Regions from separate parts of the Homo sapiens genome. Here region 2 is linked to region 1. A link is a loop called in an ENCODE intact Hi-C map of the cell type or tissue named here. Cell type or tissue: psoas muscle. All regions are shown on one strand. Links, peaks and the distances in the headings refer to the core of each region. The heading gives the core; the rest is flanking DNA.

Evidence for each region. Hi-C counts contacts between places; a loop is a spot of excess contacts. Peaks named below come from ENCODE experiments on the same cell type or tissue, not always from the same donor. Only the 100,000 strongest peaks of a DNase experiment are listed, where the experiment ranks them.
Region 2: it touches region 1 in a loop (2.1-fold over the local background); 12 of 110 quality-filtered maps call a loop at or near these places.

Annotation. Positions count from the first base shown.
Region 1 is chr3:52,825,082-52,830,423 of GRCh38, reverse strand. It overlaps ITIH4 (inter-alpha-trypsin inhibitor heavy chain 4), which reads left to right. Exons shown (of 24, transcript NM_002218.5): 2 at 1,145-1,305; 3 at 3,227-3,331; 4 at 3,471-3,633; 5 at 3,773-3,883; 6 at 4,410-4,538. It overlaps ITIH4-AS1 (ITIH4 antisense RNA 1), which reads right to left. Exons shown (of 3, transcript NR_046615.1): 3 at 5,110-5,219. Among named protein-coding and RNA genes, the nearest start is that of ITIH4, 2.9 kb to the left of the region's middle. RefSeq lists enhancers at 1,792-2,399, 2,400-3,008. In psoas muscle, for the core only: no CTCF peak of the experiment used is centred there; no DNase peak of the experiment used is centred there; H3K27ac peaks cover 2,358 bases.
Region 2 is chr3:52,775,082-52,780,445 of GRCh38, reverse strand. ITIH1 (inter-alpha-trypsin inhibitor heavy chain 1) reads right to left here and starts at 2,847. Exons shown (of 22, transcript NM_002215.4): 1 at 2,714-2,847; 2 at 2,429-2,449; 3 at 1,940-2,106; 4 at 1,400-1,504; 5 at 852-1,014; 6 at 64-177. The coding sequence starts at 2,830. RefSeq lists enhancers at 741-1,030, 1,015-2,214. In psoas muscle, for the core only: no CTCF peak of the experiment used is centred there; no DNase peak of the experiment used is centred there.

The DNA of each region.
Region 1 (5,342 bases), core at 1-5,000:
TGCAGACCTCCCGCCAGGCACTACCCCAAGGGCCTTACTGGTATTCTCCCACCTAATAGAGGGGATGATCCAATCATTTCCATTTTCCAAATGAGGAAATACAGTTTTACAAGCCTGGCTCTACCGCCTTTTAGTAAGTGACCTCAGGAGAATGATTTATGCTGACTATGTCTCAATTTCCTCATCTGTAAAACAGGGTAATACTAGAACCTATTCAGAGGGTGGCGGTTGTGAAAACCAAACCCATTGTATCTATAAAGTGCTTAGGACAGTGCTTGTTGTGAAAACCAAACCCATTGTATCTATGAAGTGCTTAGGACAGTGCTTGTCGCAGAGCAAATACCCAAGCACATAAACAAGCCACTTGGCACCTCTGTGCCAAACTGCATTCAGGCAGCCGCATGCAGCCGAGCAGAGTTGGTGCAGTGCGCATGAGCATGTCACACACAAGCAGGTAAGAGGTGCCCGTGTGCCCCTCCTCGGGGGACACAGACCTCAAGGCAAATGGCACCTGCTAGGGGAGTGCCCTGCGGAAGTGGGGATGAGTTGGGGAGGGTCCACTGCGGAGCAGAGAGGAAGATTCCCAACTCTCAGAGACCAGACTCTAGTCTACCTCCGAATTCTCCCAGCTCTGAGGGCTTCCTTCTAGGAGACTGGTGGGAGCTTCCCTGTTGCCACAGAGGCCAAAGTCTCCAGAAATCAAAGGACCTGGTCACTGCCCTTTTTCTGGGCAAAGCTAAGCCAGCATGCAAAGCTCCCTGACCCCACCAGGTCTCTCACCCCTGCCCAAAGGCTGAGTGTGATGCCCCTCCCAGACACTGGCCCTGGCTTCACCAGCTCCACCCCCTGCATGCTTGTTCTTCTCCAAGGGGTGCTCTGGGCCCCTATAGATCAAGAAGGACGTGGCCCCTGCCCTGTGGTGCTGTAGGGTGGGGAATGAAGCACACTGCTATCTCTTACCTGAGACAAATGTTCACATATGAGATGCCTCACTGGGTTCAGCCTGAGGCCTGGTCAGTGGCTCAGTCAGATTGGGAGCCAGGGTTTGGTCTAGAGCCAGAGTCAGGGCCAACTCTTGAAGAGCGTCACCCCGAGCTGAGGTGGCATTGAAACCCTGCAACCCCCTTCTTCTTTGCTGGTCCAGAATGGCATCGACATCTACAGCCTCACCGTGGACTCCAGGGTCTCATCCCGATTTGCCCACACGGTCGTCACCAGCCGAGTGGTCAATAGGGCCAATACTGTGCAGGAGGCCACCTTCCAGATGGAGCTGCCCAAGAAAGCCTTCATCACCAACTTCTCCATGTAGGTGCCTTCCCACCCTCCTCCCCTCTCCACACCCCCCAGTGCTATGACTCCATCGCTCTGTGCCAGCAAACCCTCTTCTTGAAGTAAGGCATGCCAGGGTGTACATCTTCAGGAGTACACCCTGCACCTGGGGCCACACAGGAACAGGGGCTTGCCAAAGGACTTATTCTCAAAGATGCCCCCGTCCTTCCCTCCATCCAGCCATTCATCATCCCTAAGTGCTGTCCAGGTGTTAGGCAGAGAACCACAGAATCTTTGTGACTTTGCCTTTGAGGAGCACAGACTTGAGGCCTCCTGAGGCCAGACCAGGCAAGAGGGAGTCACCAAAATGCACATTCCAGCTCAAAGTACAGAAAACCTTCTAGACCCTTGGCTTCCTCACAGTGGAGAGTGGCTTGAGGAGGATTCTCCTAGGTCTGCCCCAGCTGGGATCCTGCAGAGGACATTTTTGCTCAGGCTGCGTGAGAGATGCCTGAGGTTTCTCTGAATTCTATGAGCCAAGGATGGTCCTCACTTTGTCCTCTGCCACCCTCCCCTACCCTTCCCAACTCAGTTTCCAATGTTTACTAAATGCACCAGGATGCCGCCTGTCCCTTGCTGCCAGGAAAAGCTGTGATTTAGGACAAGGGCAAGACTCTTCCCAGAAACAGGGCGATGGTGGGGCAGAGAGGGAGTGTCTCATGTGGGGTCCCACACTGTGGCCTCTGGAAAACTGCAGTGGGGGCTAGTCTCCTCCCTCAGGCGCCAAGCATCCCCCACTCCACCGCAGCCTCTACTTTTCCTAACCCAGAGCCCGGGCCTATGCTGCCCAGCTTGCAGTGCAAGCCCCACGGGCTGTGTCAGCCTTCGACATGGGTGCCAGGGTCAGCAGTTGCCAGGTCCAGGCCCGTGGCATCTGCTGAGAGCCCAAGACTGTCACTTGCCTTCTCTAGACCCAGAACCTGTTGCTGCATGAGTTAGGGGAGCAGAGAGCAGGTTCCCTGCTCCCTGACCTGGCCAGGAGCCCCAGCTGGCCATCTGGAGAGATGAAGCACTGCCTACCCAGGGGGAGGAGTGCCACTGCCCACTCACCAGCCCCATCCCGGGCTAGAGTTAAATTATAACCAGGAAGGTCAGGCAGGAGGGACGCGTAGTCCTGACATCCTGGCTGCTCCCCCTCCTGCCCACTGCCACACACTACCACATGAAGTTGACCAGGCACATCCCTACACACCCCACAAGGAGGCTCTGAAAAAGTCGTTTTCCTCCCTGAGAAATGGCCTGGGCCATTCTTTCTCAGCCCCCAAAGGATGGCTGCTAGGAGTGTGTCCACACACCCAGGAGTCCCGTCCACCAGTTGTCCAAAACCTCCTTCCAGATATGCCAGCCTCCCTATAGGGTGCCTGCCTCTTGTGGGAGGGAGCGGGGAGACTGCTGTAGGGGGAAAGTGCTCAGAGCCTCCAGCCCTACGTCTGCTTCCTCCTCAGTCCTGGCCCCACACGGCTGCACGCAGGGCTGGGAACAAGTGTGACTCAGAGAGCTCTTGCTGGTGATGAACTAGTTCCCCTGGAACAGTCCGTGAAATGGAAGGGGCAGGTGGGAATGTGGGCCAGCTTCGGCCAGACTGGACAGGTGGAGAGAAGGCAGGATTTAGCCCGGCCCTGCCCCTCTGCAGCCTCCCCTTCGTCCCTTCTATAAAATGAATGCTTACTGTTACTGTACACACCTCCGGGAGCTAGAGGCCTGGAGCACTTTGCAGAGTGCCCTGCACAGGGTCCTGTATGCGGTAGGTGCATAATAAATGGCACTGGGCTCAGGCAAAGATGGGAGTCACTGTGTCAAGAGGCACACCGAGTCCAGAAAGGCTCTCTGGAGGAGGCAGGAGTGGAATGGGCCCCTGCCACCAGGCTCTCAACAACTCCCACCCTTCTGCCCCCAGGATCATCGATGGCATGACCTACCCAGGGATCATCAAGGAGAAGGCTGAAGCCCAGGCACAGTACAGCGCAGCAGTGGCCAAGGGAAAGAGCGCTGGCCTCGTCAAGTGAGCTGGTGGGGGGCAGCTTCAGTGGGGAGGGTCTAGACAAAGGCCACCTTGCCTTTGGCCCTTAGTCCTGCTCCCACCTCTACCAGCCTTACCCCACCTGTCCTGGAGGAGCAGGCCTGATGCCCTTCTCCCCCAGGGCCACCGGGAGAAACATGGAGCAGTTCCAGGTGTCGGTCAGTGTGGCTCCCAATGCCAAGATCACCTTTGAGCTGGTCTATGAGGAGCTGCTCAAGCGGCGTTTGGGGGTGTACGAGCTGCTGCTGAAAGTGCGGCCCCAGCAGCTGGTCAAGCACCTGCAGGTACCTGCTGCTACCTCTTCCAGGGAGGCCTCCTGCATGACCCTTGCCCTGCTGAGGGCGGCCCCTCTTTGTCCCTGAGCCTCCTGTGAGCCCCAGCCCAGGCTCCTGGCTGACCCAGGGACCCACATCTTGCCTCCAGATGGACATTCACATCTTCGAGCCCCAGGGCATCAGCTTTCTGGAGACAGAGAGCACCTTCATGACCAACCAGCTGGTAGACGCCCTCACCACCTGGCAGAATAAGACCAAGGTGGGCCTGTTGTGGTCAGCAGGTGAGGGTACCAAGGGCCCTGCCTTCAGGCCAGCCCTATGAGCCCGGATTTCTGGAAAGCAGGATGGGCTCTCCCTCCTGTGAGCTGTGACCTGGAGAGGCTCCTGAGATCTCTGCATCCTTGCTGTCATTTGGCAGATGGGGAGGGCAAAGCCTAGAGAAGGACCATGGCGTCCTCGTATGAGCCCTGAGATCTGTCTGGGAAGGGGCTGGATAATAGACTGATGTGAGGGTCCTGGGGCCAGGTGGAGAGAAGGAGATGGTTGGATGGCACACATCCTGGAATAGCCTCTGCTTGCGCAGCTCCAGGAACAGGGAGCTCATCACACCCCTCCCCTACGTGAAAGTGGTCCATCAATAACTCAGCCTGAAAGAAAGTGCCCTGGAATACGGACCCAAGGCTGCATCCTGGAATTCTGATTTCCCAATATACAGACAGGGGTAGAGGGTGTTGTTGGCCTGGCTTTGCTGTTCCTCCCAACTTCAGCCCGGATTATTCCTCCAGGCTCACATCCGGTTCAAGCCAACACTTTCCCAGCAGCAAAAGTCCCCAGAGCAGCAAGAAACAGTCCTGGACGGCAACCTCATTATCCGCTATGATGTGGACCGGGCCATCTCCGGGGGCTCCATTCAGGTGGGTGGACTTCAGGCAAGAGCAGAGCAGCCTAGAAGTCTGTCCACCCCCAAGGGCCTGAGCTTGGGTATTTTAGAACAGGAAAAGAACCACCCTTACTTAGCAGTGTGCACCAGGGACCGGCACAGACAGAAAACACGTGATTTAGTTGTGTTGTCCCTGAAACTATTCCCTTTCCCAGGCAGAAAAGGTTTGTCTCTGAGAAGAGCTGCCCTGTGGGGTTTCCCTCTTTGCCTCTGCTGCTGGGAGGCTCACAACTCAGTTTTATGCAGATTTGCAGTAGTTTCTTTCACACTAGTTTCTGGCATTATTATTGTTGTTATATTTTGGTATGATCATGGCTCACTGCACCGTCAAACTCCCAGGTTCAAAAGAAACTCCTGCCTCGGCCTCCCTAGTAGCTGGGACTACAGGCGTGCACCACCACACCTGGCTAATTTTTTTTTTTTTTTTTCCAGTAGAGACAAGGTTGCCCAGGCTGGTCTTGAATTCCTGGGCTCAAGTGATCCTCCCACCTAAGCCTCCCAAAGTGCTGGAATTACAGGCGTGATTCACCACACCCAGCCATTTCTGCCATTGTTATTATACTTCCCTTTTACTCCATGTTTTTGAAGTCTTCCCTCTTTTGATGGTTGTCAGGTTTATGATGTCTGAACTTTTTAGTATAAACCATCTGAAATACTAAAACAAATAGAAGGAAAAGTTGCAGGGAGAGTTCTGGTGGGCTATGCATGAGCAGGGAAGGCTTCCGCAAGAAAGGGGCTGGTCTGAGCCCTGAAAAAGGGCAAGGTTTTGGGGAGGTTA
Region 2 (5,364 bases), core at 90-5,089, 50 kb after region 1:
AGGGGTGGGCAGGCTGAGAAGTCTCCAAAGGGCCCACCACCACCCCCTTGCTATCCCATGTACCTTTTTTCCTGAGAAGGACTTCTTGATAGTTTGGGCTGCCAGTTCCTTCGGCAGGAAAGAGGCCTGGGCATCCAGCTTGCTGATCCCCTGGGGCTCGAAGATGTCCACATCAATCTGCAACATTGAAGCAAATTATTTTTTTAAAAAAAAAGATGGGATCTTGCTTTGTTGCCCAGGCTGGCCTCAAACTCCTGGGCTCAAGCCGTCCTCCTGCCTCAGCCTCCCACGTAGCTGGGATTATAGGCTCACACCACACTGAAGCAAATTCTCTACCAGGGCTCCCACTCACCAAGTCTCAGCCAAGAGCCAGCATGTGTCCTGGCCACCTACTGTGTGCAGCACCCACCCAGCCCTGATCACAGGGCCTGGTACTCAGTAGGCACTCCAAAAATACTGACCAAATGAAGGTGTACATGCCTGCATCCCTCAACTCAGCCACCACTTAGGTGCCAGCAATAATTCCAGGCCCTCAGGCTGCGCGGGACTTTCTAGTTTACAAAATTACCTGGACATTCAGTACTTCTCGTGATCCCTGTGGCGGTCCTGGGACTCACAGAAACCCCCCGTCTAGCAGATGAGCAAACCGAAGCTCAGAGATAAAGAGGAAGTTAGAGAATTCAGGGAGTTCCCTGCCCAAGAAGAGCACATCAGAGCTCACCCTGAGGGGTTAGTCCCCATCCCTGTGTTCTCAGGCCTGGGTGGTGACACATGGTGGGTGCTCAACCAGTGTTGGGAGCCATGGTGACGGAGAGAGGGGCAGGACCCCTGCCCCGGGACCTGTGATCTACCTCAAAATGATGCACCAGCTGCTTGGGCTTGACTTTGATGACAATTTCATACTGCATATGGTTTCTCTTCAGCACTTCCTCATAAGTCAGCTGAAACGTGACCTTGCTCTGGGGATTGACGGTGAGGTGGATGGTGAATTGCTCCATAGTTCTCCCCGAGGCCCTGGATGTGCCACCAGAGGCAACAGCAGACAGACAGAGGGTAAATGACATTTGGGTCCTTGTCACCTAACATGTGGCCCACAGAATTTATTTCTCTTAGATGAGTGTTGCTCCCAGGTTTCCCTGGACCTCACAAATGTGTTAGCTGGCTGGTCAGGGTCAGGGCCCAAGATGGCGGGGGCCCACTTCTCCCAGTGGCATATCTGGGAAAAGGGCAACTGCACGGCAGCCTGTTCAGTGCACCGTGCTGGCATCTGGGTTTGGGCAGTTTGCTTACCCTTCCATCATCCTGGGCTGTTCTCCACTAAAGCCACCTTGCAGCCATCAGACCTGTCCTGGCTGGGGAGGGCAGCCCTAGAGATGAGACCAGCAGGCCCAGAACTCACCTGACAAGGCCGGCATTCTCTCCTGAGATAGCTGCTTTCCGGTACTGCTTCCATGCAGTCACCTTGTCCTTTATGTCTCCGATAAATGCGTTTCCATCTGCTGTACTGCAGGGAGGGAAGGACACCCTCAGGAAAGATGAGCCTCCTGACCACACAGGTCCTGAGAGGGCCTGTCCATGTGAGCCCTTGGATAAGGACGTCTCCTGACGAGCCTTCCACTGCCCATGGTGGAACTCAGGGGTCCATGGGCAATGAGGTGAGCAGCCCAGGTCAGAGGCCAGCAAGAAGCCTCAGACTCTGGCCTTGGCTCCTTGGGTTCTAGCCTGAAACATGCTGTGATGGGTCCCAGTTTGCCTCCAAGATGGGAGCCAAGCACAGACCTAAAGGGCTTCTTCCTCCCCTCAAAGCCAGGGCTGGTCTGTGGCCCTTCTAGAATGAGGAGATGCTCTGCGTTATCTGGCCACTCCGATCCTTGTTCTTAAGCTGGGACTAGTAAGCGGCACCCCTGGGAGAAGGCATGGGAGTTGGGCAGGCACGCACACGGCAAAGTCACTGATGAATGCTGTCTTGGGGATTTCCAGGTCGAAGGCCACTTCCCTGGCTTCATTGGCAGTGTTGACCACTTGGCTGGTGACAACATAGTGGGCGAAGCGAGAGGTGACTTTGCAGTTGACTTTCAAACTCCGGATGAACACGCCATCGACAGCCTAAAGTGAGACATGAAGGAGCTGTGGCCTGAGACAGGGCCTCTGTCAGCGAGGGACTTCCTGTGGTACGGGGACTTGGCACTTAGCCCCAGTGCATGGTGCCCAGATGCAGGAAGAACAGACCGCAGGAAGACCCCTGCTCTCTGGCTGAGACCGTGCTGTGGGATATGAGGTGAGATGGGAACAAGTCCCCATTTCTAGGACCCTGGAGAGTACCCCATGCCTATGGCCCTGATAGAGGGGTCCACCCCTGACAGGTTGGGGAAAGCAAGCCTGTAAAAAGGGCTCTGTCACAGACCCCTTTGCCAGGACTCTTACTCACGGTGTCCACAGCCTGTCGCTTCTGCAAAACAAAATCAGGGTCAAGTGTGAGAGGAAAACTCAGGGGACCACCGGCCTGCCAGTTCAGGGATGGGAGTGGAACACAGCCTGTGTCCTCTGCCCCTTAGCTTCACCTCCTTGGTGGTGCTGGGAGGTCACCTCTCCACTCAGAAGTGGTGGAGGTGGTGGGGGTGACCCTGGCCCCTTGAATGGGGGTCTTGTGTCCCGCCCGGGGCCTCATCCAGGTTCAGCTGCCTATTTCTGCCCTGTGGGCTTAGCCATATACCTCGCTGCTCTTGGACCTGCCTGTAGCCGAGCCCAGGGCAGGCATGGCCTGCAGGATGAGGAGAGATACCAGGTACATGCACAACAGCAGCCCCCGAGGCCCCATGGCACCGTCCATGCTCTAAGGCTCCTGCTGCCCTGTCACCTCAGTCAGACCAGTAATCAATACAGTGCTGGATAAACATGGATTAAACATTAGACAAGGTGCAGGCAAATATTAATGACAAAAACCGCAATGACTTTTGCATCAACCTAACACATTTAGAGGAATCAAAATTTGGCAGTGGAAGCTTTTTGCCTCAGGGGGGTTCCCAGCTCTGGGTGGTTAAACTACTGATGGGGCTCCAGACCATGTCCCTCTGTGTAGAACTGCGCTTAGCCTATGTGAACTGTGAGGATCCCCGGATGGCTCATCTCATCCTCGGGCTGGCACAAGGCAGCACCAGTGACACGGTGACATGTGGCAAGAAGCAACAGTTAAAAATGGATTTCTAAACTTCATTAGGCTTTACTTTTTTTTTTTTGAGATGGAGTTTTGGTCTTGAGTGCTAGAGTGCAGTGGCAGGATCTTGGCTCAGTGCAACCTCCACCTCCTGGGTTCAAGTGATTCTCCTGCCTCAGCCTCCCGAGTAGCTGGGATTACAGGTGCACACCACCATGCCCAGCTAATTTTTGTATTTTTAGTAAAGACGGCTTCACCACATTGGCCACGCTGGTCTCGAACTCCTGACCTCAGGTGATCTGCCCGCCTCAGCCTCCCAAAGTGCTGGGATTACAGGAGTGAGCCACTGGGCCCGGCCAGGCTTTACTTTCAAATTTCTTTTTTTTTTTTTTTTTTAAGACAGGGTCTCCCTCTATCGCACAGGTGGAATACAGTGGTGCGATCTTGGCTCACTGCAGCCTCGACCTCCCAGACTCAACTGATCTTCCCACCTCAGCCTTCTGAGTACCTGGAACCACAGGAATGTGGCACCACACCCAGCTGATTATTTTTATTTTTTGTTGAAACAGGGTTTCAGTCGGGCGAGGTGGCTCATGCCTGTAATCTCAGCACTTTGGGAGGCTGAGGGAGGCAGATCACTTGAGGCCAGAAGTTCCAGCCCAGCCTGGGCAACATGGTGAAACCCCATCTCTACCAAAAATACAAAAATTAGCCAGGTATGGTGGCATGCGTCTGTGGTTCCAGCTACTCAGGAGGCTGAGGCAGGAGAATAGCTTGAGCCTGGAAAGTGGTGGTTGCAGAGAGGCAAGATTGTGCCACTGCACTCCAGCCTGGGTGACGGAGCGAGACTGTCTCCAAAAAGAAAGAAAGAAAAGAAAAGAAAGAGAGACAGAGAAAGAAAGAACAGAAAAGAAAAAAGAAAAGAAAAGAAAAGAAAAAAGAAAAGAAAGGGAGGGAAACAGGGTCTCACTTTGTTGCCCAGACTGTTTCAAAATTCTTTCAGCATCAACACACTTTTCAGTCATGCTTTGGCCAGGGAGGCAGACACGGTGGCTTAGAAAGTGTGTGACATCCAGCCATGCTGGTGATTCTCACAGTGCTAACCTGGTATTAGCTCTGTCAGAGACAGTCTGGACGGTCGGGGTGAGGCATGATGGGAGATCTGCGCTTTAGGCCAGTTGCTTCACCTCTCTGAGGTTCTTACCCAGTTCTAGAAAGAACAGAAGTGAGCTTCCTCGTTCCTGCACCTGGGCAGGGAGGCCTGGCAGATAAAGGGGAGCTGAAGATGAATGACATGTTTTCATAATCGAGGACTCATTTGTGTCATGCATTCCTCTAAACCCTTTATTGTCTAATTTTATCCTCGCAACGTTCCTGGGACACTGGCCCCATACCAAGAGACAGAACAGGGATTCAAACCAGGTCTCTCAGGCTCTAAAGCCCAAGGCCATCATGTAATGACAGAGAAGCAGACTTGAAGATCCTAGAGACAGGAGTTCCCAGAGACCCATCTTGCACCTGCAGTTTCTTATTTTTTTATTGCCAAACCCACCCTGTTCCCCAAAAACCACAGCATACTGGGCAGACAGGGCCCCTGGCCAGTCTAGTCTGTGACCTGGGTTGGGATGTGCTGGCTGCTGTGACCCTGATAAGAGGAGGGGGCCCAGAGCCCTCACTGATCTCTGTTTGCTTGTCCTGGACTTTGTCTCACAGAGCAGCTTCTGGGAAGAGTTTATTGTCCTTAGGCCACGGTCACCTTCTGGCCTGTCTTCTGGCCTTTGTAGAAGAGAAGCTGGATCGACATGACAGTGTACATTTGAAGTTCTGCTTATTTCCTGCACCAGTATCGACCAAGCCCTGCAGTGTGTTGGGCACAATGCCAGGCACTGAGAGGCCACCATACAGAAACCTGAGTGCCCTGCTGTGTTCAGTGAGCTGATGTCAGGGGAAAAGGGAATCAGACAAGTCAAAGGGAGCCCACTGAATCCCAAGGAGTGATGAGAAGCTGAAGAGATAGAAATTTGGAGGGGCAGAGGCTCATCTCCTGCAGGGATTAGGAGAAGGTTCCTGGATGAGGTGCCTGGAAAAAAGAGCAGTGCTTGGGAAGGGGAAGGCGGGAAGGGAGGGAGAGAAAAGCAGACGGGCAGGTGGGATGTATGCTGTGGGAAGGTAGAGGTGTCTGGGATGGGAGCAGGAGCTGATGAAGAGGG